Regions from separate parts of the Homo sapiens genome. Here all the other regions are linked to region 1. Evidence: read pairs that join two places in POLR2A ChIA-PET (ENCODE). Cell type or tissue: GM12878. All regions are shown on one strand. Links, peaks and the distances in the headings refer to the core of each region. The heading gives the core; the rest is flanking DNA.

Evidence for each region. ChIA-PET counts read pairs that join two places held together with the same protein. Peaks named below come from ENCODE experiments on the same cell type or tissue, not always from the same donor. Only the 100,000 strongest peaks of a DNase experiment are listed, where the experiment ranks them.
Region 2: POLR2A ChIA-PET joins it to region 1 with 6 read pairs; 5 of 35 experiments call an interaction of 5 or more read pairs at or near these places.
Region 3: POLR2A ChIA-PET joins it to region 1 with 5 read pairs; 5 of 35 experiments call an interaction of 5 or more read pairs at or near these places.
Region 4: POLR2A ChIA-PET joins it to region 1 with 9 read pairs; 3 of 35 experiments call an interaction of 5 or more read pairs at or near these places.

Annotation. Positions count from the first base shown.
Region 1 is chr15:64,177,110-64,184,872 of GRCh38, reverse strand. It overlaps CSNK1G1 (casein kinase 1 gamma 1), which reads left to right. Exons shown (of 12, transcript NM_022048.5): 11 at 4,419-4,525. Among named protein-coding and RNA genes, the nearest start is that of PPIB, 18 kb to the right of the region's middle. In GM12878, for the core only: no CTCF peak of the experiment used is centred there; a DNase peak (open chromatin) is centred at 4,492; H3K27ac peaks cover 412 bases.
Region 2 is chr15:64,377,017-64,384,779 of GRCh38, reverse strand. It overlaps PCLAF (PCNA clamp associated factor), which reads left to right and starts at 3,339. Exons shown (of 4, transcript NM_014736.6): 1 at 3,339-3,454; 2 at 3,742-3,822. The coding sequence starts at 3,409. RefSeq lists an enhancer at 3,168-3,678. In GM12878, for the core only: a CTCF peak has its summit at 3,517; a DNase peak (open chromatin) is centred at 3,199; H3K4me3 peaks cover 2,585 bases; H3K27ac peaks cover 1,177 bases.
Region 3 is chr15:64,366,737-64,373,507 of GRCh38, reverse strand. All of the region lies in intron 3 of PCLAF (PCNA clamp associated factor), which reads left to right. Among named protein-coding and RNA genes, the nearest start is that of PCLAF, 11 kb to the left of the region's middle. In GM12878, for the core only: no CTCF peak of the experiment used is centred there; no DNase peak of the experiment used is centred there.
Region 4 is chr15:64,260,296-64,268,058 of GRCh38, reverse strand. The region is part of intron 2 of CSNK1G1 (casein kinase 1 gamma 1); the gene reads left to right. Among named protein-coding and RNA genes, the nearest start is that of CSNK1G1, 92 kb to the left of the region's middle. In GM12878, for the core only: no CTCF peak of the experiment used is centred there; a DNase peak (open chromatin) is centred at 4,310.

The DNA of each region.
Region 1 (7,763 bases), core at 1,541-6,540:
GAGACTCCTAAAAGGGATATTACCAGGTCTGAACGTCAAAACAGTCCTTCATCTTAGTCTTTCTCATGAGTAATGCTTTAAGATATTAATTGGTCTTGTTTGGTATAGCCAGAGTAATGAGCGATTAATTTTAATAGTGATTAAAGCAAAATAAATGTCTATTTGAAGTATGCAAATCTTTTTTTTTTTTTTTTTTGAGACAGAGTTTCGCATTGTTGTCCAGGCTGGGGTGCAGTGGCATGATCTTGGCTCACTACAACGTCCGCCTCCCAGGTTCAAGCAATTCTTGTGCCTCAGCCTCCTGAGTAGCTGGGATTACAGGCGCCCGCCACCACGCCCAGCTGATTTTTTGTATTTTAATAGAGACGGGGTTTCACCATGTTGTCCAGGCTGGTCTCGAACTGCTGAGCTCAGGCAATCCACCTGTCTCGGCCTCCCAAAGTGCTAGGATTACAGGCACGAGCCACCGTGCCTGGCCGCAAATAAAGCTTTTTATAATGAAGCTTATTTTTTATTATCTTTTATAATGACATTATACTAAAAATTTATTTATTTATTTATTTATTTTTTGAGACGAAGTCTCGCTCTGTCACCCAGGCTGGAGTGCAGTGGCATGATCTCTGCTCACTGCAAGCTACGCCTCCCAGGTTCACACCATTCTCCTGCCTCAGCCTCCCGAGTAGCTGGGACTACAGACGTGTGCCACCATGCCCGGCTAATTTTTTGTATTTTTAGTAGAGACGGAGTTTCACCGTGTTAGTCAGGATGGTCTTAATCTCCTGACCTCGTGATCCGCCCACCTCGGCCTCCCAAAATGCTGGGATTACAGGCGTGAGCCACTGCACCCGGCCATAAAGTTATACTAAAAATTTAATAGAAAAAAAATACCAGCCAGATCACTTGGGGTCAGGAGTTCAAGACCAGCCTGGCCAATATGGTGAAACCCCATTTCTACTAAAAAATACAAAAATTAGCCAGATGTGGTGGTGCATACCTGTAGTCCCAGCTACTCGGGAGGCTGAGGCAGGAGAATCGCTTGAACTCGGGAGGTAGAGGTTGCAGTGAGCCAAGATCACGCCACTGCACTGCAGCCTGGGCAACAGAGCGAGATTCCATCTCCAAAAAAAAAAAAAAGAAAAACATAAAGATAATATTGTTTAAAATGTCAGTAATTTGTTATTCATAAGATTCTTTTTAATTCTTTAAAATTTATTTTCTAAACATCATTGTATTTAATTCCCTTCATATTTATGAAGTTGATAGGATCATGGTCATTTGCCTTGTCTTATGGAATTAGAAAATAGGGCTCACAGAGGATGTTAATGGTAGAACAAGGCCTAGAATCCAACTCTTCCATCACTTACACAGTGTTTGTTCCACTGCCTGCAGTTCAGTAGTTTGACAAACCAGACCTCCAACCTGAAATAATTAAACGGATGCTGTGAAGGCCCAGATGTGTAGCCTTTAAGTCTTAGGTATGTTTTTGGTACAATTAAGTTTAAAAGTAGAGAATGGAGGCTCTGTTTATGTCTCATTCATTTGAGACCACATGCTCATTGATACAGACAAGATGTCTAGTCTGTAAAATGGGGATAACCTCTTATTCCTTAGATTGCCCAAGGACAGTGCTTATGGCCCAAGTGGCAATTTGTAGCGAGGAGAATTTAGGAAGTATAAGCCATGTGAAACGCTGTGAGCAGGCCCCATGACCCAGAGTCACCAGGTAATTCTCAGTGGTGATGCTTACTAATGTTTCATTCGTGTGAGTAGAAGCCAAGACATTTTATTTAACGTCTTGTCTAGTTCCTGAATTGTCCACTAGAAACTTACTATGTTTCCTGTAACCTTTGTGCTCACAGAATGAGTTTACCAGTATTATCACTGGTATGCAGCCAGAATATGTCCACAAGAAGCAAATGAAGCACTGAGGAAATTAACAGGATAGCATTAGAGTGAGGAGCTGTGGTTTTCCAATCCATATACCCTCCTTCCTCAACTTTTTGGTTTTGCTGGTTTTTCTTCAACTTTTTGTATTGAAAATTTCAACTCTACAGAGAAATCGGGAGGGAAATGCAATAAACTCTTGTATATCTTTAACCTTGCTGAACGAATTATTAAGATTTTGCCATATTTGCTTTAAATCTATGAGTGAAAGTGTGTGTGTGTGTTTGCTTGCTAAACCATATGAAAGTAAGTTGCAGACATCATTATATCTTATCCCAAAGTACTTCAGCCTGTATCTTCTAAGAACGAAGACATTCTAAGAAAGTTAATTTCATAATATCTAATATATAGTTCATGTCACATTCCACCTAATTCCAGTTGTCCCCAGAATTAATATTGTAGTGTCCAGGATTTAATCAAGGTTCATGCCTCACATTAACCAATGCAATATGCCTCATCAGTCTTTTACAATGTCTTAGTCTCTTTTAATCCGTTTTAATCTTTAAGTCTCCCTGTGTTTAAACAAATAAAAGTCTTCTATAAAGATTCAGCTGGAGGCCGGGCACAGTGGCTCGTGCCTGTAATCCCAGCACTTCGGGAAGCCAAGGCAGGTGGACAACCTGAGGTCAGGAGTTCGAGACTAGCCTGGCCAACATGGTGAAACCCCATCTCTACTAAAAACAAAACAAAACAAACAAACAGCCAGGTGTGGTGGCACATACCTGTAATCTCAGCTACTCAGGAGACTGAGGCAGGAGAACCGCTTGAACCTGGGAGGTAGAGGTTGCAGTGAGCCGAGATCATGCCACTGCACTCCAGCCTGGGCAACAGAGCAAGACTCTCTCTCTCAAAAAAAAAAAAAAAAAAAAAAAAAACGGGTTACTAATGAGAACAATAATTATTTCTTGTTTAGAAATAATAGCGGATATAGCTTGCTAGTAAGTAGTATTCACCCTATCTGTCCCAAAGGCTACGTGTACTATATATTTCCTCCCACCCTCCTCTTTATGACTATTCAGGAAATTTTTGTGGATTAACTGCTGGTGAGGACCCCTGAGCTAGAGGCAGATAAGAATAAACAGTTACGGAGAGAGAATAACAGTAAGATGACCACTTATTGAGCTGTTACCATGTCTCATGCCACTGGGCTAAGCACTTTCTGTGGGTTGTCTGCACAGTAAACACCATTAGGTAAGCAGCATTGTTCTCCCATTTTAGAGATTAGGAAGCTTAGGCATAGACTGAGGATCTTGCCCAAAGACCCACAGCAAATAACTGGTGGAGCTGGGGTTCAAACTTAGGGCTGATTAGGGCAATTTCTACACTATGCTGCTTCCCTTATTTATGCTAGGTATTATACTAGACAGTCTCATACATTTTCTTGTATAATTCTCTCATCAACCTATAAGAAACAATCTCAAATAGATGGAAGTACTTATCCAAGGGCATATGATATCCAAATTGTTTATCCTATTTTGTGTTCTCTCCCATGTTTCAGCCAAGGTCTTTAACAAGCAGAGTGTTTTGTCCAGCAGTGAGGCCCCTTTTCCCACTTCCCAGCACCCACATAAACAGGAATAATGTGCTGGAAATGAAACCAGGTGGCAGAAGCAGCTACACATGCAAGAGAAGCCTGATTGGGTCCACATTAACCAGATGACAGGAGTGAGAGCCTTCACTTACATTTCGGGGACCATCAGTGAGAACTGGGATGGCAGTGAACCTGAAATAAAGATCGTTGAAATAAGACTGGCTTTCCAAGGGAGAGTGTTTTTTTACCATCTTCCCTCTTGTCGGAGAGGATGTGACAATCTTGTTATTTGTAACTTCGAACCAGTGCTCAAAGCCATGAGGAAATTTCTGAAGGAAAGTGTGATTATTTATAGTTTCTGGTACCCACTGTTGACTTCCTTTTTAGAACTTTTTCTTTCAACATCAGCACTAAGTCTATATCATTATAGCATAATAAACTGAGAGAACTAGACTTCACCCATCACATTCAAGGGAGCCAAGTGATTTTACCTTTAGAAGTCAGCCATGCAGTTATTTTTAACTTAACAAAGTAATGTGTGTGTTTTTGCAATATGAAAGAATCTGTGTTTAGAACAAATTTTCCTCATGGAAATTCACAGATATTAACTCTAAACCTTGGTTAAGTCATTTGTTAGTGTTTCCATCTGTAAAAAAACCTATTTCATAAGATTTTTGTAAGGATTAGATTTACACACACAATGTAGCAGAGTGTCAGACACGGAGTAGGCACTCAGTATGTAAGTTATTATCATCATTATATGATTACATCATTGATATTAGTGTTCTCGCATGATATGGGCCTGGGAACCTTCCCTAAATTGATCCCTTAACCCAGGAAAACAAACATTCCAGACACTGCCTGTTTAGCGACCCTGTCTGGCGCTGGCAAGAGATTTCTGTTGCCATGGTGCCTGTCACACACTTCTGTCTTTCTGTTTCAGGTGGTTAGCTCAACCAATGGAGAGCTGAATGTTGATGATCCCACGGGAGCCCACTCCAATGCACCAATCACAGCTCATGCCGAGGTGGAGGTAGTGGAGGAAGCTAAGTACGTACATCTTTCAAGGGGGCTCTTAAGTCATGGGTTGAAAAATCTTTTCTGTCTCTTCCTCTCTGTGTGCTGCTCGTCTCAGACTGGATTTCTCATGCTTGTAACCACAGCTTTCTTCCTTAACTGTTTTAATTTTTGCATGGTACCTTAAGGCTGCTACTGCCCTTCTTTAGCTGTGATTTCGGGGAAGACAGTCACATTTTTCTAGTTCACATGAAAAAGACATAGTGAACCGAAAGAATCATGTTATCAGGGCTACAGTGGATAGTAGCCATGAGCTTCTTGGGGCTGTGGAGCTTCTTGCTCTATATGGGATATAGAGAAAAATCTGCTGTTAAACCATGGGCCATGCTGAATAGCATTCGATTTCTGATTGTGGGCTAGCAACTGGATGTACAATCATGGAACAAGGAGTTCAGGGCCATTTTGTTCACTCTCAAATGATTCTGGCTTCAGAGAGACTAAGTCAGGCAAGAAAAATATTATAGTCTGCATCTGTGAATGAGAGTGTGGGAAAAGAATGGAAGTCATACTCATCTCAGGAGGGTAAGGAGGTTGCCCCACACCCTTTTCTGCTTCTCTTGCATGTGTATGTCTTGCCCCACCCATACCACCAGCCCCTTGGTGCGCTGCATGGTCTGTGTTTAAACTCTTAAAATCTGGGGTGGAAGGTGAGATAACTGCCAATTCTGCTGCAAAAGCAGCATTTCTACCACTTTTTTCCCCATCCCAAATTTAGATCCAGATTTAGACTTCAAGAAGATACCAGGTAGGGAGAGATAGAGACACCATGAGTCAGTAACTGCTGCTATCCCTGATATGGAGGACCTTTCTTGTGAGCCCTTTGAGAACCTTCAGGATATCCCAGGGTCTTGTTTTCTGAAGCAGACAACGTATTTATAGTGATATTGTACCTAAGTAGTCTCATGAGCCCCCAGGTAGCTTAATACAAGCCAGAACACTCTTATACCTCTAAATGTAAGTTAGTGAGATGCCACTGAGACCTGCATTCTTCCACCTTCCAGATGTACTTTGTATTGTTGTCTTTCCTGCCTATTCCCCTGGTCTCCTGCCCATCTTTTTTATTTATTTATTTTTTGAGACAGGGTCTCTCTCTGTTGCCAAAGCTGGAGTGCAGTGGCACGATCATGGCTAACTGCAGCCTCTATTCCCCAAGCTCAAGTGATCCTCCTGCCTCAGTCTCCCAAAGTCATGAAATTACAGGCATGAACCACTGTGCCCAGCCCTGCCAGTCTATTTGATGAACTCATTTTACCTTCAAGAAGTCCTTTCTAGCCAGGTGTGGTGCTTCATGCCTGTAATCTTAGCACTTTGGGAGGCTGAGGCAGGAGGATCACTTGAGTCTAGAGGTTTGAGACCAGCCTGGGCAACATAATGAGACCCCAACTCTATAAAAAAATTAAAAATTAGCTGGGCATGGTGGTATGCACCTGTAGTCCTAGGTACTTGGAAGGTTCAGGCTGCAGTGAGCTATGGTCATGTCACTGTACTCCAATCTGGGTGATAGGTGCGACCCTGTCACACACACACACACAAAAGTTTTTGGCCAGGTGCAGTGGCTCACACGTGTAATCCCAGCACTTTGGGAAGCTGAGGCAGGAGGATCACAAGGTCAAGAGATTGAGACCATCCTGGCCAACATGGTGAAACCCCGTCTCTACTAAAAATATAAAAATTAGCTGGGTGTGGTGGCATGCGTCTGTAGTCCCAGCTACTCAGGAGGCTGAGGCAGGAGAATCGCTTGAACCCAGGAGGCAGGGGTTGTGGTGAGTCGAGATTGTGCCACCGCACTCCATCCTGGCGACAGAGCGAGACTCCATCTCAAAAAAAAAAAAAAAAAAGAAAATTTTTGCTTGGAAAACCAGGGCTTGAGGATTCCTACCCAATACATCAAAAGTAAATGAGGATGACTTGACTGTCTTTTGTTGAGCCCCTGCTAACTGTAGGCAGCTTCAGAGCTCTTCTCCCAGCTTGTATAAGGCACTGATATATAAGGGGGTGAGGGTTATGCTGGTTATGCCAGGAAAAGGCCATTTTAATAAGGAAACATGCTCCTATTCTCAGGGACTTTGGAGATATTAATGGTACTCACAGTTTTTCGATTTCCATACAAAATTACATTATCTTAAATAAACAATATGTTACTCCCACCCTCTGGGCTCTCAACTGGCTGCACTTTGGAGTCATTTGGGGCATGGTAGAAAATACAAATGTCTGAGTCTGGCCTCAGGCATTCTGATTTAATTTATTGAAATGTGGCCCGAGCATCAGGAATTTTAAAAGTTCAGGTCATTCTAACATGTAGCCAATGTTGAGAACCACTGTACCAAGCGTGGTCTGATTCAAACATTGTCAGAGCTTGAAGGATGGCCGTACCTGTTCCCAGCTCCCACCCCATTCTCAATTCACCTTTGTGGCTATTACTTTGAAGGCTAGAAGTTTAGCTTTGGATTTAATAGTATACTTTGAATGCAGTAATCAAATGGGCTTTAGTTTTATGTTATGCCCTATACAGGTTTATCTTTTGAACCCATTCATCTCATCTCATTTTGGTAAATGTGTATACTAATTGTGTATGTGAGTGTGGTATTTGTGTTCTGTGTGTAAGATATGGGCTCATTCACACAGAGATTTCAATCTGGTGTATTCTGTATTGGTATAATCTAACCTCTAGAATGTAAGGAGAGTTTAAAGTCTTGTCATTTAGCAAAAAGGACAAATGTGCCTCTTTGCCACCAGCTTCAGGTTTGGACCTTCTAAAAGATGTAGAAAGCATAGGGGAGAAATTATATTTGACCAGATGTCATCCCGAAGCTCATGGCTTAGGGCATTTAGTGATTTCATGGGCTATCAATCCATCTTGCCCAGAGAACTGTCAGGGCCCAGCCATGTGTTATTTTTCTTGGCCTTTGCGTGTGGGGGCAAGGAAAGGGTAGCCCTGTGTCCACCTGGTTGATCATTTTCATGGGAAGAAGTCACAGCTAGAGAAGCACGAGGTGTTCCAAACAGCCCCTCATTGCACGCAGCTGTGATGCCATTTGTTCATGCAGCCTGCTTGTGGGGTAGAAGGGGATGATGCTTATATTGAGACACACCTCAGTACTGGGGAGACCATGTGAAACCTTCACTTTCAGGCTTTTGATTTTGGGTTCCTCACCCAGCTTGTTTAGTGTAAAGGTGGAAAGAAATAACAGGGTCTTAGGTTTTGTTCTGT
Region 2 (7,763 bases), core at 1,198-6,197, 200 kb before region 1:
AAGATCTCTTTTTTCTTTTCTTTTCTTTTTTTTTTTTTTTTAGACATTCTTGCTCCATCACCCAGGCTGGAGTGCAATGGCATGATCTGGGCTCACTGCAACCTCCACCTCCCAGGTTCCAGTGATTCTCCTGCCTCAGCCTCCCAAGTAGCTGGGATTACAGGCACCAGCCATCATGCCTGGCTAGTTTTTGTATTTTTGTAGAGATGGGGTTTCACCATTTTGGCCAGGCTGGTCTCGAACTCCTGACCTCAGTTGATCTACCTGCCTCTGCCTCCCAAATTGCTGGGATTATAAGCATGAGCCACTGCGCCGGCCAAGATTTTCTTTGGTATAAATGTAGGCAGGCCAGTTGCAGTGGCTCACACCTGTAATCCCAGCACTTTGGGAGGCCGAGGCAGGCAGATCACCTGAGGTCAGGAGTTCAAGACCAGCCTGGCCAGCATGGTAAAACCCTGTCTCTACTGAAAATACAAAAGTTAGCTGGATGTGGTGGCACATACCTGTAATCCCAGCTACATGGGCGGCTGAGGCATGAGAATTGCTTGAACCGGGAGACAGAGGTTGCATTGAGCTGAGATCGTGCCACTGCATTCCAGCCTGGATGACAGAGTGAGACTCTGTCTCAAAATTAATAAATAAAATAAATAAATTTAGGCAGAAATTGTATTGATACATACTGTAACTTTTCTTAATGCCCTAGGCCTTTGAAATTTTCAGGTTCACTCCACACCACTCTCTGTGTTTTATTTCATTATAAAAATTGTGTTTAATTGCTTCTGCAAAGCAAACATTTCAATGAAGAACTTTTACTAGGCATCAGCACTTTTTTTTTTTCTCTAGCATGCATTCTTCATTATCATCGTTGGTGTTAAAATGACAAACATGCAAACAAAAACAAACACACAACTATAGTAATATGTAGACTGCCCCGGGTGGAAATATATATTTGATACTCTTTCTGGCAACTTGCTTGGCAGGTGGGCAAGGAGAAAAGACTATCTTATTCTTTCTGCAGGAATCTGGAATATAAGTTCAAATTAAGTAATTCAGACCTATGTAGAAGCCACTTAAACTGGAAAGGAAATAATGGCATTTAAGAACCACTGTGCTGGCCAGGTGTGGTGGCTTACACTTGTAATCCCAGCACTTTGGGAGGCTGAGGCAGGCAGATCACTTGAGGTCAGGAGTTTGAGACCAGCCTGGCCAACATGGTGAAACCCTGTCTCTACTGAAAATACAAAAATTAGCCGAGTGTTTTGGCACGTGTCTGTAATCCCAGCTACGTGGGAGGCTGAGGCAGGAGAATTGCTTGAACCCGGGAGGCGGAGATTGCAGTGAGCCGAGAACACGCCACTGCATTCCAACCTGGGCGAAGAAGTGAGACTCCATCTCAAAAAAAAAAAAACACACACACAAAAAAACCACTGTGCAATGAGATGGGCCATGAGGACAAAAAACAAAGGAATGCCCTGGGTCTTGTGGATTTTTCCGGTTGATTTGGCTGTAACCTTAGATACCAAGGTTAAGACAAAACTACAGGTAATTGCCAATACATTTTCTATTATTGTGTTAATTTAACCTGTTGCCTAGATTCCTTAAATCTGTGTTACAGAGTGCAGTTGTTGATTCTGTTAAAGTACTGAGTAGCCTAATTCTAAGTTCGAGCAATTCATTGGAGAGAATTAATGCTGTGTTTACACTTCTAGAGTAGCCTTTCAAGTGAGCATTTAACAGAATACATCCCAAAGCAAGTTCATCTGATCCTGTTTTTTGTTGTTGTTTTTAGAGACGGAGACTCGCCCTGTCGCCCAGGCTGGAGTGCAGTAGCGTGATCTCGGCTCACTGCAACCTCCGCCTCCCGGGTTCAAGGAATTCTCCTGCCTCAGCCTCCAGAGTAGCTGGGACTACAGGCACATGCCGCCACTCCCAGCTAATTTTTTATTTTTTATTTTTATTTTTATTTTAGTAGAGACTGGGTTTCACCATGTTGCCCACGCTGGTCTCGAACTCCTGAGCTCAGGCAATCTGCCTGCCTCGGCCTCCCAAAGTGCTAGGATTACAGGTGTGAGCCACCATGCCTGACCGATTCTGTTTTATGTATGGTATTTAGAGAGTGAAAATCACTCCCCAGGGGTGTTGTGAGTAATTAGAAGGTAAGCATAAAGATAGAAAAAAATTATGACCCTTTATCCTAGAGTTATGCTCACTGTGTGACAGCGATGTGGTCTTACCACATTTGGCAGGGTCTTTTCGTTTCGTTTCGTTTCATTTCATTTCCTTGCCTTGCCTTGCCTTTCTTTTCTTTTTTCTTTTCTTTTCTTTCTTTCTTTTCTTTTCTTTCTTTCTTTCTTTTTTTTTTTTGAGACAGGATCTCGCTCTGTCGCCCAGGCTGGAGTGCATGGTGTGATTATGGCTCACTGCAACCTCTCCCTCCTAGGCACAAGCAATCTCCCGTCTCCTGAACTCAAGCCATCCTCCCACCTCAGCCTCCCGAGTAGTTGGGATTACAGGAACATGCCACTGCACCCGGCTAATTTTTGTATATTTTTTGTAGAGACGGGTTTCACCGTGTTGGTCAGGCTGGTCTCGACCTCCTGGGGTCAAGCGATCTGCCCGCCTCGGCCTCTCAAAGTGCTGGGATTACAGCCATGAGTCCCCGCTCCTGGCAGATTTGGCAGATTATTTAGGAGCTCTGACACCATTCGGTTCTCAAGAAGACGTTTTATTAGTTTCTTTTTATGTGTGTATGTATATACAATCCCCCTAGTTTTTGTTTAGTCTCACATCATCCTAAAGACATTTAAAAAAACCCTTGTAAACAAGTTGTATTAGCTTCCTTTTCCCCATTCCATAGAATTGTTTTAGTATGGATGCTGTACAAAGAGTTCATGCCTGGGGGACTAAAGGAAAGTTCTCAAGTTCTTTTAATTTTGATTTGCATCAAAAAGTCCGCTTAATTTCAGGTTTCACCTCCAGGAGTCAATCATTATGGACTTAAAGCTATAGTAACTTTTGAAGATCGTTTGTAATTCGCTGTCTTTGCTAGGTTTTCTTTTCTAAGCAGGCTCATTTCTGTAGTTCAGAAACTTAGCACCCACTAGTCGGGTACCCCTGGAGAGTCCTGGTACCGCCCACCTGGGGCGCCTACGAATCCTAGGCCTTTGCGTGTTGATGGACGGATTCGCGCTGCAAGAAGCCTCGCCGCTGTCACCACTGGGCATTGGCAATTGGTTCAGGGGGAACGGCGCGGAACCAATGGGAGCGGTGGCTCGGGAGAGACCTTGGAGCGCGCGGGAAAGAGACCAATATAAACTGTGGCGGGATAGTTTTCGGGTCCTTGTCCAGTGAAACACCCTCGGCTGGGAAGTCAGTTCGTTCTCTCCTCTCCTCTCTTCTTGTTTGAACATGGTGCGGACTAAAGCAGACAGTGTTCCAGGCACTTACAGAAAAGGTGAGGCGATCGAGTGTGGTACTGGAGGGCGGGGGGGTCCTCCCGGCAGCCTGGCCACGGGCGACAGACGCCAGAGGTCCCCCTGGGCCCTGTGCGCCAAACTCATCTAGCTAGCCAGGGAGTAGCCGCCTGGCCCCTTTACCTAGAAGAGGAAGTCGCAGGGGCAGGGTAAGGTTATCCTGCTGTTCTGGATCGCCAGGCTCTCCTCTCCAAGCTGCTGGGGTCCAGGACTCGGTGTCGGAACCCTCCTGCCCCTTCTGAACACCCTTTTTTGCCTCTCTTCACAGTGGTGGCTGCTCGAGCCCCCAGAAAGGTGCTTGGTTCTTCCACCTCTGCCACTAATTCGACATCAGTTTCATCGAGGAAAGGTAAGAAGAGCCCTCCTAAAGTTAGGGGATCAGTCCTGGCACCTGCAAGCCCCTGGCTTGCCATGAATTTCTTTTTCTTGAGGTACTCACGCCCGAATTTCTTCCTTGCCCTGTGATATAATAAGAGAGGCTGGGCCTTTTGGCCGGCTAGGGTAGAGGTGGGGGGGAGGTCTCATGGAAGGGAATTTCAAGCCTTGGAGTTAAGGACCGACACACCTTATCTTCAAGCCTATTTTTCTTTTCTTTTCTTTTTTTAGACAGGGCCTCTCTTTGTTGCTCAGGTTGGAGTGCAGTGGTGCAATCACTGGTCACTACATCCTCCACTTATGGGGCTTAAGCAATCCTCCCACCTCAGCCTCCAAAGTAGCTGGGGCTACAGGTACATGCCACCACGCCGGGCTTTTTTTTCTATTTTTTGTAGAGATGGGGGTCTCACTATGTTGCCTAAGCTGGTCTCAAACTCCTGGGCTCAAACAATCCTCCTACTGGGATTACAGGCATGAGCCACCACAGCCAGCCTATCAATTTTTGTTTTTTGGTTTAGTATTTTCCTTTTTCTTTCTCTTTCTTTTTTTGAGACAGAGTCTTGCACTGTTGCCCAGGCTGCAGTGCAACGGTGTGATCTTGGTTCACTGCAACCTCCGCCTCTCGGGTTCACACGATTCTCCTGCCTCTGCCTCCTGAGTAGCTGGGATTACAGGTGCACGCCACCACACCCAGCTAATTTTTTTGTATTTTTAGTAGAGATGGGGTTTCACTATGTTGGCCAGACTGATCTCAAACTCCTGACCTCATGATCTGCCTGCCTCAGCTTCCCAAAGTGATGGGAACACAGACGTGATCCACCACGCCCAGCTATTATTTTTCTTAATAATAACAGAGGCTATTTAAATATTGTTAGAGGCTATTTAAAAGCCCCCTTAGTAGATTAAGGGTTTGAACAATCGTTAACAGTGCTGAGTGCTCATTGCAATGTCTACTAAACTTTAATAAAAATGTTTTTGTTTTTGTTTGCTTGTTTTTCCTTTCTTCCTTACTCTTTTTTGTTTGTTTGTTTGTTTGAGTATGATGTCTGTGGGTTTTCTCCAACTTTGCAGCTCCTAATACTGTCTTTGGGAGAGTAGGAGTGAAACCCGGCAAAGGAAATAGCTTCACGCTGCTCCTTCTGTGCGTGGAGTAGATGAGAAAATGCCCTGCCATCTGGTGCCTCATTCCTTTCAGTAGGAAATTTGGCAGACAGGGAGATTAACGCTACAAGATTTAATTAAGAACATAAAGGTGAACACTGTTTAGGACTTCATGGGTTTTAAAGTCAATTCAAATTTCTCCCTATTATAAACATTTCATTAGAAAACATTTACTATTTCTATCTCTTCAGATAAAAGGAAATAGAAGTTGATGAATTTTTTTAGAGTAACTTATACCCTGTACCACTAGACTAAGTTTCTTTTTCTTTTCTTTTTTCTTTTTTTTTTTTGAGACAGGGTCTCACTCTGTTGCCCAGGCTTGAGTGCAGTGGTGCAATCACAGCTTACTGCAGATTTGACCCCAGGGTTCAAATGATCCTCCCACTTCAGGCTCTTCCCAAGTAGCTGGGACTGTAGGCGCATGCCACCACACGCCCGCCTAATTTTTGTGTTTTTTGTAGAGATGGGGTTTCATCACATTGCCCAGGCTGGTCTCGAACTCCTGGGCTGAAGCAATCCTCCCGCCTCAGCCTACCAAAGTGCTGGGATTACAGACGTGAGCCACCACGCCTGGCCTGATGAAATTTCATTAGAGCCGCATCTCATCGTCTGGTCCACTGTTGAATCACCAGAGCCAACTAAATAGGCCCTTACTGAATATATGTTGAATAAATGCATCCTTTAAGGCATTTTAAAAATCTCTATTTTTAATCCGAATAATTGGATGTATGAAATGGGTAATATCCTTATTTTAAAGATAAGGAAATTTAATATCTGGTTATATAACTTGATAAAGGTCACACAACTAAATCAGTGGAGTTGGGTTTGAACCTGTTGCTGCTATATTTTTTTTTTTTTCTGAGACACAGTCTCGCTCTGTCACCCAGGCTGGAGTGCAGTGGCATGAACTCGGCTCACTGCAACCTCCGCCTCCCGGGTTCAAGCAATTCTTCTGCCTCAGCCTCCTAAGTAGCTGGGATTACAGGCATGCGCCACCATGCCTGGCTAAATTTTGTATCTTTAGTGGAGGCAGGGTTTCACCATGTTGGCCAGGCTGTTCTCAAATGCCTGACCTCATGATCCAACTGCCTCGGCCTCACAAAGTGCTGGGATTACAGGCGTGAGCCACTGCGCCCAGCTGCTGCTGTATGTTTTCTAGTAGTAAAAGCATTCCTGTAAGGTTCCTTTGGGAAAACTGTGAACCAAAAGATCACTATCTTTTATATGCCATTCCTTCTTTTGGAGGCGAAGGCGGGACGGTTGCCTCAGCCAGGAGTTTGAGACCAGCCTGGACAACGTGGCAAAACCCCATTGCTATTTTTATAAATGTAAATAAATAAGTAGAAACAATATAACTTCAGAGTCTATATGGAAACAACTTTTGTAAGCATTCTTTAACAACTAGAGTTGTTAAAGCAAATGTTTTAGCTTAAAGCAAAAGATTTGCAGTAACTGAATAATTTGTTCCTGGTCATTACTTTATAAAAAGGCAAGAATTTTCCCTCAATTTCTCCTTATATTACTGTTGAAAAATAACCAGGAATTGGCCGGGCAGGGTGGCTCACACTTGTAATCCCAGCACTTTGGGAGGCCAAGGCGGGCGGATCATGAGGTCAGGAGATCGAGACCATCCTAGCATGGTGAAACCCTGTCTCTACTAAAAGTACAAAAAATTAGCCAGGTGTGGTGGCGGGCGCCTGTAGTCCCAACTGCTCGGGAGGCTGAGGCAGGAGAATGGCATGAACCCGGGAGGCGGAGCTTGCAGTGAGCCAAGATCGTGCCACTGCACTGCAGCCTGGGTGACAGAGTGAGACTCTGTCTCCCCCCCAAAAAAACAAAAACAAAACAAAAATTAGCTGGGCGTGGTGGCGGGCGCCTGTAATCCCTGCTACTCGGGAGGCTGAGGCAGGAGAATCACTTGAATCCGGGAGGCAGAGGTTACAGTAAGCCAAGATTGCGCCACTGCACTCCAGCCTGGGTGACAGAGCTAGACTTTGAAAAAAAAAAAAAAAAAAAAAAAAAACACCAGGAATTGGACTTCTCTTATGAACTGAAAAGGAGCCAGGTGCTTTGAAAAATGGAATCTACTTTTGTGGAGACTTTCACATTGCCTCTTATATGTGCTTTAACTAAATGACCTTAGTAAGTAAAATGTTGGCACTTTATACTACATGGTCCTATCTTATGTTAGGAAAAAGTGTGTCAAACTTCAGTATGTCAGTACATACAAGAATATATATATATATATATATATATATATATATATATATATATATATATATTTTTTTTTTTTTTTTTTTGAGACAGAGTCTCGCTCTGTTGCCAGACTGGAGTGTGCAGTGGCGGCGCAATCTTGGCTCACTGCAACCTCCGACTCGCTGGTTCAAGTGATTCTCCTGCCTCAGCCTCCCAAGTAGCTGGGAATACAGGCACGTGCCGCCACACCCAGCTAATTTTTGTATTTTTAGTAGAGACGGGGGTTTCACCATGTTGTCCAGGTTGGTCTCGAACTCCTGACCTTGTGATCCACCCTCCTCAGCCTCCCAAAGTGCTGGGATTACAGGCGTGAGCCACTGGACCCGGCAAGAGTATTTGAATAGCTCTGCTTGTGGACAAAATATAAAAATATTTTTCAGTTGTAAAAATTCTGTTACTACTGTTATTGCTAAGATAACCATCACACTGAGTTTATTGGTGGAATACAGCTTTATTGTGTCACATTTTCTAATTCTTTAAGTTGTATATCTTAAATAA
Region 3 (6,771 bases), core at 127-5,126, 190 kb before region 1:
CTACCATTAAGAGGCAGGTCAAGAAACAGCTACAGTTCTCCAACCCATACACTAAAACCGAATCCAAATGGTGCCTAGAAGTTCAATGTGGCAAGGAAAAAAACCAGGTCTTCATCAAATCTACTAATTTCACTCCTTATTAACAGAGAAACGCTTGAGAGTCTCAAACTGGACTGGTTTAAAGAGCATCTGAAGGATTTGACTAGATGATAAATGCCAATATTAAATCTGTTGGAGTTTCACGTATAAGACAGAGGAGAAAGAGAACATCAAAAATTACTTAGCAAGCTATGGAATGGAGATTCAGTTTTCATTTTAGTTTGTTAAATCTACAAGGCTGTAAAATGATTAGGTAATAGAAAAAGCTTCCATGATTCTATTTATTATATATGTGCATTGGAAGAAACTACCAGGTGTTACTATAAATATTCTATGTATTGTTTCAGCCATCCTAATTTAATGCTGATATGCTCTAGATTTACATTGCTAAGTTTTCACTCTTCTCTTGGGCACTTAACTCTGTTTCTTTTGTTTGTTTGTTTTGAGAAGGAGTCTCACTCTTGCCCAGGCTGGCGTGCAGTGGTGCTATCTTGGCTCACTGCAACCTTCGCCTCCTGGGTTCAAGCGATTTTTGTGCCTTTCTTGAGTAACTGGGATTACAGGCACGTGCCACCACATCCAGCTAATTTTTGTATTTTTAGTAGAGATGGGATTCACCATGTTGGCCAGGATGGTCTTGATCTCCTGACCTTGTGATCTGCCCGCCTCGGCCTCCCAAAGTGCTGGGATTACAGGCATGAGCCACTGCGCCTGGCCAAGGGCACTTAACTCTTTAGGGCTTTGGATTTGATTTGCCATTGCATTTGACTTTCTTTTCTTTTCTTTTCTTTTTTTGAGATGGAGTCTCGCTCTGTCGCCCAGGCTGGGGTGCAGTGGCGCTATCTCGGCTCACTGCAAGCTCCGCCTCCTGGGTTCATGCCATTCTCCCGCCTCAGCCTCCCCAGCAGCTGGGACTACAGGCGCACGCCGCCACGCCCGGCTAATTTTTTGTATTTTTAGTAGAGACGGGGTTTCACCATGTTAGCCAGGATGGTCTTGATCTCCTGACCTTGTGATCCACCCGCCTCGGCCTCCCAAAGTGCTGGGATTACAGGTGTGAGCCATCGCACCCAGCCCTGCATTTTACTTTCTATGTGGTAATTGAAGTGTGCCAGAGCAATGATAGACTGGAATTTACTCCAAATCCAAGCATGACTAATTCTTGCATATACACTTAAAAGTGAAATAGTAGGCATTTCCTATCACCCATTCCAATTCAACAAGAATGCCAGATTTAGTTACGATACTTAACTGGATTCCAAAAATTAGAAGTGCATTGACTTCAAGTAATTTTAAAATAGTGCCTTTTTATCTTTGTGTATGTCAAATAATTTTCACAACTTAAAAACTGATTTTTTTGTGTGCAGGAGGTGGGTTAAAAGTTGATTTCCTTTGAAGGCGTATTTGATTAATCTTGAAATTAAGAGGTGACTTTGTACATGTTGAATAATTTTTACAACTTAAAAATTGACCATTTTTTGTGCAGGAGGTGGGTTAAAAAAAGTTGATCTGGGCCAGGTGCGGTGGCTAATGCCTGTAATCCCAGCACTTTGGGAGGCCAAGGTGGGCAGATCACTAGAGGCCAGGAGTTCGAAACCATCCTGGAGAACATGGTGAAACTCGGTCTCTACTAAAAATACAAAAATTAGCTGGGTGTGGTGGCACACACCTGTAATGCCAGCTGCTCAGGAGGCTGAGGCAGGAGAATCACTTGAACCCAGGAGGTGGAGTGAGCCAAGATTGCGCCACTGCACTCCTGCCTGGGTGACAGAGCGAGACTCTGTCTCAAAAAAAATTGATCTGTTTTGAAGTCATATTTGATTAATCTTGAAATTAAGCGGTGGGCTGGGCACGGCGGCTCATGCCTGTACTCCCAGTACTTTGGGAGGCCTAGGCCGGCGGATCACCTGAGGTCAGGAGTTTGAGACTAACCTGGCCAAAATGGTGAAACCCCATCTGTACTAAAAATACAAATATTAACTGGGCGTGGTGGTGAGTGCCTGTAATCCCAGCTACTCAGGTGGCTGAAGCAGGACAATCACTTGAACTCAGGAGGCAGAGGTTGCAGTGAGCTGAGATCGCGCTACTGCACTCTAGCCTAGCCTGGGCAACAGAGTGAGACTTCGTCTCAAAAAAAAAAAAGCCAAGTGCAGTGGCTCACGCCTGTAATCCCAGCACTTTGGGAGGCCGAGGTGGGCGGATCACGAGGTCAGGAGATCAAGACCATCCTGGCTAATACAGTGAAACCCTGTCTCTACTAAAAATACAAAAAATTAGCCGGGGATGGTGGCAGGCACCTGGAGTCCCAGCTACTCGGGAGGCTGAGGCAGGAGAATAGCGTGAACTCAGGAGGCGGAGCTTGCAGTGAGCCGAGATTGCGCTACTGCACTCCAGCCTGGGCGACAGCGCGAGACTCCGTCTCAAAAAAAAAAAAAAAAAAAAGAACATGAAATAAGCAAAATAACAAATCTGGTTCTGTATTTGCAAAGTGAAGACCAGAAATTTGTCTGCATTAAATTCACAATGCTTTTGTGCTCTTTCTGTAAATACTTAAAAAAAAAAAAAAAAAAAAAAAAAAACAACTTTATGAGTCTGAGTAGCTACATTTGGGACACTTTCTATAATTAGTCAATATTTTTAGATAGAGCCTGGGCCTAAGCATAAGTGGACTTGATTCTGGTAAGTAAAACTTTTACAACTGCCTTGATGTATAGAAGCCTTTTTAGAAATAGACACTCCAGCCTGGGTGCGGTGGCTTGTGCCTGTAATCCCAACATTTTGAAAGTCCAAGGCAGGTGGATCACCCAAGGTCAGGAGTTCGAGACCAGCCTGGCCAACACGGCGAAACCCCCGTCTCTACTAAAAATACAAAAATTAGCTGGGCTTGGTGGCAGGTGCCCATAATCCCTGCTACTCCAGAGGCTGAGGCAGGAGAATCACTTGAACTCGGGAGGCGGAGGTTGCAGTGAGCCGAGATCATGCCATTGCACTCCAGCCTGGGCAACAGAGCGATAATCCGTCTGAAAAAAAAAAAAAGAAATACGTACTCCATGAGGCCAGGCATGCCTAGCACTTTGGGAGACTGAAGGGGGAGGATTGCTTGAGCCCAGGAGTTTGAGACCAGCTTAGGCATGGTCTCTACACAAAAAAAAAAAAAAAAAAAAATTAGGTGGGCATGGTGGCGCACACCTGTAGTCCTGACTACTCTGGAGGTTAAGGTGGGAGTCGCTTGAGCCCAGGCATTCGAGGCTGCAGTGAGTTATGATTGTGCCACTGAACTCCAGCCTGGGTGACAGAGCCAGATTGTGTTTCTATTAAAAAAAAAAAAAAGGACACTCCATGAAATCTTTGGTTCACATGGTCACACACTGATGCTTAGTTGTTCCTGTATCCCATATGGCCATAGTAGCTTTAATAAGTCTTAAGGCAATATTTGCCATCTTTAGAAACCTGCATGGGAACAAGCAGATCCAACAGATCTTGACCTATGGTATGTGTGACTGAACAGTCCCTTTTGCTTCTTATTTGTACATTCTATATCTGTTACATCTGTTTTGGATTGTACATTGTGTTTGGAATGGATTTTCATTGAACACAAACTAGATAAAAATAGATGGCTGAAAGAGTAATTAAAACAAAGTATTTGACATATGAAAGCATATAAAATATTGAGAATTATTCATTACAAAAATTAGCCAGGTATGGTGGCACATGCATGTGATCTCAGCTACTGGGGAGGCTGAGATAGGAGAATCACTTGAACCTGGGAGGCAGAGGTTGCAGTGAGCCGAGATCACTGCACTTCAGCCTGGGCAACAAAGTGAGACTCCATCTCAAAAAAAAAGAAATTATTCAGTGCTGTTCATAAGCTCATTTAGTAAATAGTAATTGAGTGTCTATGATCCATGTTGTGAGATTAGCAGCAATTAAATCTTAGGCTTTGTTGTTATATCACTATCATGATTTCTGGTTTCCATAAAAATCAACCAAAGGGATACCCTTTTTTTTTTAGAGACAGGATTTTTTTTTTTTTTTTTTTTTTTTTAAAGAGACAGGATTTTGCTCTGTTACTCAGGCTGGAGTGCAGTGGTGAGATCATAGCTCGCTGTAGCCTTGACCTCTTGTACTCAAGCAATTTTCCCACTTCAGCCTCCTGAGTAGCTGGGACTATAGATGCATGCCATTGCTCCTGGCTAATTTTAAATTTTTAGTAGAGACCAGGCCTTGCTATGTTGCCTAGGCTGGTCTTGAACTCCTGGGCTCAAGCAATCCTAACACCTCAGCTTCCCAAAGTGTTGGGATTACGGGCCTCAGCCATGATGCCTGGCCCCAGAGGGATACATTTTGGATAAAGCTTTTTAATAGTTTTGCTTTCCTGATCCAATAAATTTCTTTTAGTTCTCTGTCATTGTCTGGCACCTTTCTTCCTCGTTCTTTTTTCCAACAGGAACAAGCTGATAGTCAAGACTAGCTTTAGAATATATTTCAGACTTCTTGAATTACCTGTGACTTACATCAAGGAAATAAAATATTTGGCAATATAGCCAAATGTGACTATAACACTGATCATCACAGGAATAAAACCTATATTATAGCCTTCCCACCATATGAAAAGAGATTACACATGTATTCTCATAAAGAACTTTAATCCATGGTATTATAAAATCTGTGACATAAACCTAGGTAATAGAGGTTTATATTATTTCTTTAGGTCCTGTTCTTAGATTTGCCATTGTTTAGGAGGATTGTAATTACCCCTTTATTGAAATAATAAATGAGTTTATTAGAAGGATTTATGATATAAACTCTCTATGGAATATAGTTATTCCCATGGCCTTATTTTTCTCCCAAAGGCAGGGTAAACTCCCAGCAGTTGCGTGGGGGAAGAGTCAGAATCAAGGAAGACTATCTACTTAAACCTTTAACAGAGTTATGATGCCTAAAGTAAATCAGGCGCTTGCACAAAGGAAGTCTGGGTTATGATAATGTTCATTTGTTAATTTGATTTAATTTCCAGGAAAATACAATGAAGATATCTTTGTTATCTAATACTGAGTTAATGATAATCTTATTTTGTTTTTGTTTTTTTTACTGAGACAGAGTTTTTGCTCTTGTTGCCCAGGCTGGAGTCCACCTCCTGGGTTCAAGCGATTCTCCTGCCTCAGCCTCCTGAGTAGCTGGGATTACAGGCACGCGTCACCATGCCCAGCTAATTGTTTTTGTATTTTTAGTAGAGACAGGGTTTCATTATGTTGGCTAGACTGGTCTCGAACTCCTGACCTCAGATGATCCACCTGCCTTGGCCTCCCAAAGTGCTGGGATTACAGGCATGAGCCACCGCGCCGGGCCAACGATAATCTTATACCAAATCTGAGTGCCTTCATTTTCACTTCCTTCTTTCACTACCTGGTTCTGCCCATCAAGGATTGCTGGATCTAATTTGAAAACCAAGAATTTTAGAGTAGATCTTACAAATCTTTGTCAGCTCTAATAAACCAAAAAAAAAAAGTAGTTTTTGATTAAGTTTTGAATTGACTTTTCCTCCATAAAAAGTGTAATGAGGCTGGGCACGGTGGCTCATGCCTGTAATCCCAGTACTTTGAGAGGCCAAGGCAGGCGGATTATGAAGTTAAGAGACCAAGACCATCCTTGCCAACATGGTGAAACCCCGTCCCTACTAAAAATACAAAAAAATTAGGTGGGCATGGTGGCGTATGTCTGTAATCCCAGCTACTTGGGAGGCTAAGGCAGGAGAATCGCTTGAACCCGGGAGGCAGAGGTTGCAGTGAGCTGAGATCGCACCACTGCACTCCAGCCTGGCGACAGAGCGAGACTCCGTCTCAAAAAAAAAACTATAATGGGTACAAAATGACTTTGTTTTTTGTTTTTTTTTTTGGGTTTTTTTGAGACAGAGTTTTGCTCTTGTTGCCCAGGCTGGAGTGCAATGATTCAGTTTTGGCTCACGGCAACCTCTGCCTCCTAGGTTCAAGCAATTCTCCTGGCTGAGCCTCCCAAGTAGCTGGGATTACAGGCACCTGCTACCATGCCCGGCTAATTTTTGTATTTTTAGTAGAGATGTGTTTCACCATGTTGGCCAGGCTGGTCTCGAACTTCTGACCTCAGGTGATCCACCCGCCTCGGCCTCCCGAAGTGCTGAGATTAGAGGCACGAGCCACAGGGCCCTCCCTGACTTTGGGATAATGTAAATTATTTTTCAAAAGCTACAACTATTCTATGCTAACAATTTTGGGGTTTTTCTTTTTTCTTCTTCTTTTTTTGTTTTATTGACACAGAGACCTGCTCTGTTTCCCAGGCTGGAGTGCAGTGGCACAATCAATCATGGCTGACTGCAACCTTGAAGTGATCCTCCTGCCTCAGGCCTCCTGAGTCGCTGAAACTATAGGGATGTGCCACCACGACCAACTAATTTTTTTTTTTTTTAGACAGGCTCTCTGTCCCCGAGGCTGGAGTGCAATGGCACAGTCTCAGCTCACTTCAAGCTCCACCCACCATGCTCAAGCGATTCTCCTGCCTTAGCCTCCCAAGTAGCTGGGATTACAGGCACACACCCCCACTGCCCGGCTATTTTTGTATTTTTAGTAGAGATGGGTTTTCACCATGTTGGCTAGGCTGGTCTCGAATTCCTGACCTCAAATGTTCCACCCACCTTGG
Region 4 (7,763 bases), core at 1,748-6,747, 83 kb before region 1:
ATGCTGCAGTAAACATGGGAGTGCAGATATCTTTTTGGCATACTGGTTTCCTCCCCTCCCCTCCCCAATTTTATTTAAAAAATAAAATTTATTTTACTTTATTTTTTTGTAGAGATGGGTTTTGCCATGTTGTTCAGGCTGGTCTTGAACTCCTGGGCTCAAGTGATCCTCTCACCTTGGCTTCCCAAAGTGTTGGAACTACAGGCATGAGCCACCATGTCTGGCTGACATACTGGTTTCAATTCCTTTGAATATATACCCAGTAGTGGAATTGTTGGGTCATATGGTAGTTTTGTTTTTAATTTTTTGAGAACTCTTCATATTGTTTTCCATAATGGCTGTACTAATCTACATTCCTACCAACAGAGTATAAAAATTTCCCTCTCTTCACATTCTTGCCAGCATTTGTTTTTTTGATAATTGCCATTTTAACTGGAGTGAGGTGGTTTCTCATTGTGGTTTCGACTTGATTTCCCTGATGATTTGTAATGTTGAACATTTTGTCATGTATCTGCTAGCCATTTGAATGTCTTCTTTTGAGAAATGTCCATTTTGGTTTTTTGCCCATTTTTAAATTGGATTATTTGGGGTTTTTTGTTAGTGAGTTGTTCAAGTTCCTTATATGGTCTGGATATTAACCCTTTGTCAGATGAATAATTTGCAAATATTTTTTCCCTCTAGGTTGTCTCTTCACTCTGTTGAGAAACTTTTAAATTTGATATAATCCCATTTGCCTGTTTTCACTTTTGTTGCCAGTGCTGTTTTTCTTTTTCTTTTCTTTTCTTTTTTTTTTTTTTTTTTTGAGATAAGGTCTCGCTTTGTCTCCCAGGCTGGAGTGCAGTGGCACAGTCTTGGCTCACTTCAACCTCCTCCTCCTGGGTTCAAGTGATTCTCCTGCCTCAGCCTCCCAAGTAACTGGGATTACAGGCGTGCACCACCACGCCCAGCTAAATTTTTGTATTTTTAGTAGAGGTGGGGTTTCGCCATGTTGGCCAGGCTGGTCTTGAACTCCTGTCCTCAAGTGATCCACCCACCTCGGCCTCCCAAATGCTAGGATGAGAGGCATGAGCCTGCTTTGCTTTTGAGGTCCCATCCAAAACATCTTTGCCTAGAGAATGTCATGAAGCATTTCCCTTGTGTTTTATTCTAGTAGTTTTATAGTTTTGGGTCTTACATTTAAGTCTTTAATTCATTTTGAGTTGATTTTTGCATAAGGTGAGAGATAAGGGTCTACTTTCTTCCTTCTATGTGTGAATATCCAGTTTTCCTAGTACCATTTATTGAAGAGACTGTTTTCCCCAGTGTATATTCTTGGCATCTTTGTCGAAAATCAGTTACCTGTAAATGTGGAGATTTATTTCTGAGTTCTCTATTCTGTTTCACTTGTGTGTTTTTATGCCAGTGCCATGCTGCTTTGGTTACTATAGTTTTCTAGGAGATTTTTGCATTGGGTAGAGTGATTCTTTTGGCTTTGTTCTTTTTGCCCAAGATTATTTTGGCTATTTGGAATCTTTTGTGGTTCCATATGAATTTTAGGATTTTTTTTTCTCTTTCTGTGTTGAATGTCATTGGTATTTTGATAGAGATTGCATTGAATCTTGTAGATCGCTTTGGGTGGAATGGACATTGTAACAATATTCTTCCGATTTTTTATTTTTATTTTTTTTAAGAGACAAGGTCAGGGGCTGGGTGTGGTGGCTTGTTCCTGTAATCCCAGCACTTTGGGAGGCCAAGGCGGGTGGATCACGAGGTCAGTGGATCATGAGGTCAGGAGATCTAGATCATCCTGGCCAATATGGTGAAACCCTGTCTCTACTAAAAATTCAAAAATTAGCAGGGTGTGGTCCTCATGCCTATAGTCCCAGCTACTCAGGAGGCTGAGGCAGGAGAATTGCTTGAACCCGGTAGGCAGAGTTTGCATTGAGCCGAGATCGTGTCGCTGCACTGCAGCCTGGCAACAGAGCGAGACTCTGTCTCCAAAAAAAAAAAAGAGACAAGGTCTTGTTTTGTCACCTCGGCTGGAGTGTAGTGACATGATCTCAAAGATCCTAGACTCAAACATTCTTCCCATCTCAGTCTACCTACTAGCTAGGATTATAGGCACTTACCCCTACACCTGGCTAATTAAAAATTTTTTTTTGCAGATGCAGTGTCTCATATGTTGCTTAGCTGCTCTCAAACTCCTGGCCTGAAATGATCCTCCTGCCTTGGCCTCCTGCTAAAGTGCTGGCAGTAATAGGCATAAGCCACTGTGACTGGCCAATTTTCTTCCAATGGATATATTTCATTTTTGGTGTGTGTGTTCTTCAGTTTCTTTTGTTGGTATTTTATAGTTTCCCTTGTAGAGATCATTCACCCCTTTGGTTGAATTTATTCCTAGGTTTTTTTTTTTTTTTAAAGCTATTGTAAATGGGATTGTCTTCTGTATTAGTCTGTTCTCATGCCAGTAATAAAGACATACCCAAGACTGGCTAATTTATAAAGGAAAGAGGTTTAATTGATTCATAGTTCCACATAGCTGGGAGGCCTCACAATCATGGCAGAAAGCAAAGGAGGAGCAAAGTCACATCTTACATGGCAGCAGGCAAAGAGAGCATGTGCAAGGGAACTCCCCTTTATAAAACCATCAGATCTTGTGAGACTTATTCACTATCATGAGAACAGCATGTGAAAAACCCACCCCATGATTCAGTTACCTCCCTCTGGGTCTCTCCCACTATACATGGGACTTATGGGAGCTATGATTCAAGATGAGATTTGGGTGGGGACACAGCCAAACCATATTTCCTCCCACACACTGTGTGCTCCGATTATATTCTCAATTTCTTTTTCCACTGGTTTGTTTTTGGCATTAGAAATGCTACTAATTTTTGTATGTTAATTTTGTATCCTGTAACTTTACTGAATTCATTTATTCTAATAGTTTTTTGGTGGAGTCTTTGGGATTTTCTATATATATGATTATGTGGTCTGCAAACAGGAACAGTTTGATTTCCTCCTTTCCTATTTGGATGCCCTTTCTTTTGCCTCATTGGTCTGGATAGGGCTTTGAATACTATGTTGTATAAAATTGGTGAAAGTGGGCATCCTTGTCTTGTTCTAGTCTTTTGAGGAAAAGCTTTTAATTTTTCCCCATTCAGTCTGATATTAGCTGTGAGTTTGTCATATATGGCCTTTATTATGTTGAAATGTGTTCCTTTTATGCCTAATTTATTGAGAGTTTTTATCATGAAGGGATGTTGAATTTTATCAAATGTCTTTTCTGTGTCTGTTGAGATGATCATATGGTTTTTGTCTTTCATTCTGTTCATGTGACGTGTCACGTGTATTGATATGCATATATTCAAGCATCCTTAACATCCCCGGGATACATCCCATGTGATCATGGTGAATCATCTTTTAGTGTGTTGTTGGATTTAGTTTGTTAGTATTTTGTTGACGATTTGTGCCTCTGTTTTCATCAGGGATATTGGCCTGTAGTTTTATTTTGTTTTATCCTGGCCTGGTTTTGGTATCAGTGTAATGCTGGACTCAGAATAAGTTTAGAAGTATTATTCCCCTCCTCTTTGGTTTTTTGAAATAGTTTGAAAAGAATTTATATTTTTTCTTTCAATGTTGGATAGAATTCAGCAGTGAAGCCATCAGGTCCTGGGCTTTTTCTTTGCTGGGGGAGTCTTTATCATTGCTTCCATCTTATTACTTGTTATTCTCTTCAGGTTTTCTATTTCTTCTGACTCAATCTTGGTAGGTTGTATGTATGTTTCCAGGAACTATTCCATTTCTTCAGATTTTTAAACATTTGTTCTCATATAGTTGTCAGATTAATATTGTAAAAATACAACTTTCACCATTTGCTTTTCCCCTTCGTTCACAGCAAACCGAAGAATGAAGTTAAAACTCCTATATTTGCATTTAGGATTATCTATAATCTTATTCTAAACTAGCCTTTCTTTTTTATCACCCAAGAACTTTCTCACAAGAACTTTCTACATATATCAAGTCAAGTTGTTCACTTTAGCATCTCTTACCTACTGAATGTCAGATACTATGTTTGTTTCTAGGGATAAAAAGATGAATTAAACGTTACTGTCCTCTGGAAATTTACTGCCGAGTGGAAGTAAAAAATATATGCATAAATAATTATAGGTAGAAGTTTATGAAATTGGGTGCTGGCTTAGTCTTAAGACTAGAAAGTATATTTAGAAAAGGGCTTTTTTTTTTTTTTTTTTTTTTTTTGGTAAACAAAAAGGCATAAAACCACAAGGAACCAAAAAAATGGAAGAGAAAGTGAAAACAGACTGAGAAATGTTAACAAAATTTTGGAAGCTGAAACACAGATGGTTAGGTGGTAACTGACTTAGCACTCCAGACAAGGCTGAGTGCCTGAAGGGGCAGGCCGGTTAATGCTATAAAATATACCAGATAGGCTTAGGAATTGGAGACACTAGGAACTTCACAAAGGTGGGATGCAGAAGGGGCTAAAAATGGAAAATTTAGTTGAAAGTCAACTGCACTGTGAAAAGCGGCTGCCCAGCTAAATGCAGGAAAAATAAGGAAAAGGTTGCACACTGAGCCTGGGAGCGGTGGCTCAAACCTGTAATCCCAGCACTTTGGGAGGCCAAGGCAGGCGGATCATGAAGTCAAGAGATCGAGCCCATCCTGGCCAACATGGCGAAACCCCGTCTCTACTAAAGATACAAAAACTAGTTGGTCATGTTGGCGCGCACCTGTAATCCTAGCCGCTCCAGAGGCTGAGGCAGGAGAATCGCTTGAACCATGGAGGCAAAGGTTGCAATGAGCTGAGATCATGCCACTGCGCTCCAGCATGGGCAACAGAGCGAGACTCTGTCTCAAAAAAAAGAAAAAAGAAAAAGGTTGCACACTGAATGATGAGACTCCTCAAGACTTCTTGTGGAAGAAACAAATATGTAAGTGCCCAGGATTTCTTTGAACTCTTGCTTTTTTTTTTTTTTTTTTTTGAGATGGCGTTTTGCTCTTGTTGCCCAGGCTGGAGTGCAGTCGTGTGATCTCCGCTCACTGCAACCTCTGCCTCCTGGGTTCAAGCTATTCTCCTGTCTCAGCCTCCCAATTAGGTGAGATTACAGGCATGCACCACCACACCTGGCTAATTTTGTATTTTTAGTAGAGACGGGGGTTTCTCCATGTTGGTCAGGCTGGTCTCGAATTCCTGACCTCAGGTGATCCACCCACCTTGGTCTCCCAAAGTGCTGGGATTACAGGCGTGAGCCATTGCGCCTGACTGCATCTTTTTCTTCAAAAGAAATCTATGCACAATTTCTATAATATAGTAGGTTTGTTTTTATGTAAATAAAAAGACTTTATCCAAATCTTCAAATGAAAATTAGGATCCAAGAAAAGTGTATCTTACTTGTCCTGTAGCTTAGTGCACAAAGGCCTTGGCACACTTCCAAGTACCCACAGGTACATACCTCAGAGTGGGGACCTGGCATTGGATATTATTCATAACCTGTCCTTAGCTTAGTGGATGTTTATGGCTTTTCTTCTGTTTCTTCCCACACACTATGTGCTCCGATTATATGGGTCTACCCACAGTATATCACATCCTGTGCATTTTCTATCATTTATCCATATCATTGTTCAAATTAGTATTTTTTAAAAATAGAAAATGCCTTTTATTCTCTCCTCTGTTCATCCGTCAGGACTCACTTCAAGTGCTGCTTGTGCCCAAATTCACTACCCTCCGTATCCAAGCTCTTCTACTGACTCATTTGTATTTCTGTTTTAACACTCACTATATCATGTGATTTATTTGACACACTTTTGAGCCACCACATACAAGACCTTGTGTGAGGAGCTAGAATACAGTCTATGAAGGGTGAGAACTGAGGTTGCTCATCTTAGATGTCTGGTATCTGTGTAGATGGGCATTAAATATTCACATGCTTTTCCCTACTTCTGTTCTCTTATTTTTCTAGTTAATCTTGTACTACCTCACAATGCTCATGCAAAATCACAGATCTTATCAGGTCATAAAACCTTTCATTTTAAACTTTAAGATAGCATTGATGTTCTGCAATTATACAGGAAGTAGGAACAGGGAAAAATGGTATTAATGGCTTTTTTTTTTTTTTTTTTGAGACGGAGTCTTGCTCTGTTGCCCAGGCTGGAGTGCAATGGTGCGATCTCGGCTCACTGCAACCTCTGCCTCCCAGGTCAAGCGATTCTCCTGCCTCAGCCTCCTGAGTAGCTGGGATTACAGGTGCACACTACCACGCCTGCCTAATTTTTGTATTTTTAGTAGAGACAGGGTTTCACCATGTTGGTCAGACTGGTCTCCAACTCCTGACCTCTTGAGCCACCTGCCTCGCCCTCCCCAAGTGCTGGGATTACAAGTGTGAGCTGTAATTAAGTTCTTAGGGTTAAGCCTGTGCTAAAATTAGTTGGTTTTGTTTTGTTTTTTGTTGTTGTTGTTTTTGAGACAGAGTTTTGTTCCTCTCTCCCATGCTGGAGTGCAATGGCATGATCTCAGCTCACCACAACCTCTGCCTCCCAGGTTCAAGTGATTCTGTTGCCTCAGTCTGCTGAGTAGCTGGGATTACAGGTGCCCACCACTACCCCCAACTAATTTTTGTATTTTTAGTAGAGACAGAGTTTCACCATGTTGGCCAGGCTGTTCTCGAACTCCTGACCTCAGGTGATCCACCCACCTCAGCCTCCCAAAGTGCTGGGATTACAGGCATGAGCCACTGCACCTGGCCCTAAAACTAGTTTTAAGTCACAGTAACAATGCTCATTTCATTTCAGGAAGAGCTGTCCTGAAAAATCTTTGCGCAGAGTCACATCTGGTGTGCAAGAAGTCCTGGGCCAAATTAAAGTTTTAATCGGCCTGGGAATTGGCTGTTTGTTACTGCCTCATCTGTTCCTCTCTTACTTATTACTATCCTTTTTATAATTTCATGAAATATATTTTAAAATGGCTTTGGTGGGAACATTAATAAGAAACATAAAGTAACCTTTAGAAGGTTAATGCAAACACTATATATATGAGAGAAATGCCTATTTTTGACTTGTGCTCCCCTAAAAAAGAAGTTATTCATCTTATGGTTTCTGAGGTGTTTGACCTAAGAAACCAACCTGTTAGTCTTCTTTTTATCTTACTTGCAGACAAAAATTATTCCTAAATTAGTGTACTCTTTGACACGTAAAGGTACTCGCAATCTGATGGCAGTATGAAAAGTTTAATGATGTAGTTATATTGCAGAGGGCCTTCTGTTGTCTAGAGGTTTGTAAATGAGAATTTGTATTGTAAGCAGCTTTTTTTGTTTGTTTGTTTATTTATGAGATGGAGTCTCACTCTGTTGCCCAGGCTGGAGTACAGTGGTGTAATCTTGGCTTACTGTAGCCTACACCTCCTGGGTTCAAGCGATTTTCCCACCTCAGCCTCCCAAGTAGCTGAGATTACAAGTATTCACCACCACCCCCGGCTAATTTTTGTATTTTTAGTAGAGACAGGGTTTCACCATGTTGGCCAGGCTGGTCTTGAACTCCTGACCTCAAGTGATCCACCTGCCTCAGCCTCCCAAAGTGTTGGGATTACACCACACCCAGCTTGTTTTTTTATTTATAAAAACAATGCATTATATAAAAATCAGAAAATACTAAAATAGTAAAACTATTTTATATTCCTTTTATATTCTTTTTCACGCACATATATTCCGCTATGTATTACAGAAATATAACATTTACTGGTATATTTTAAAAATAGTTATGCTGTACGTACA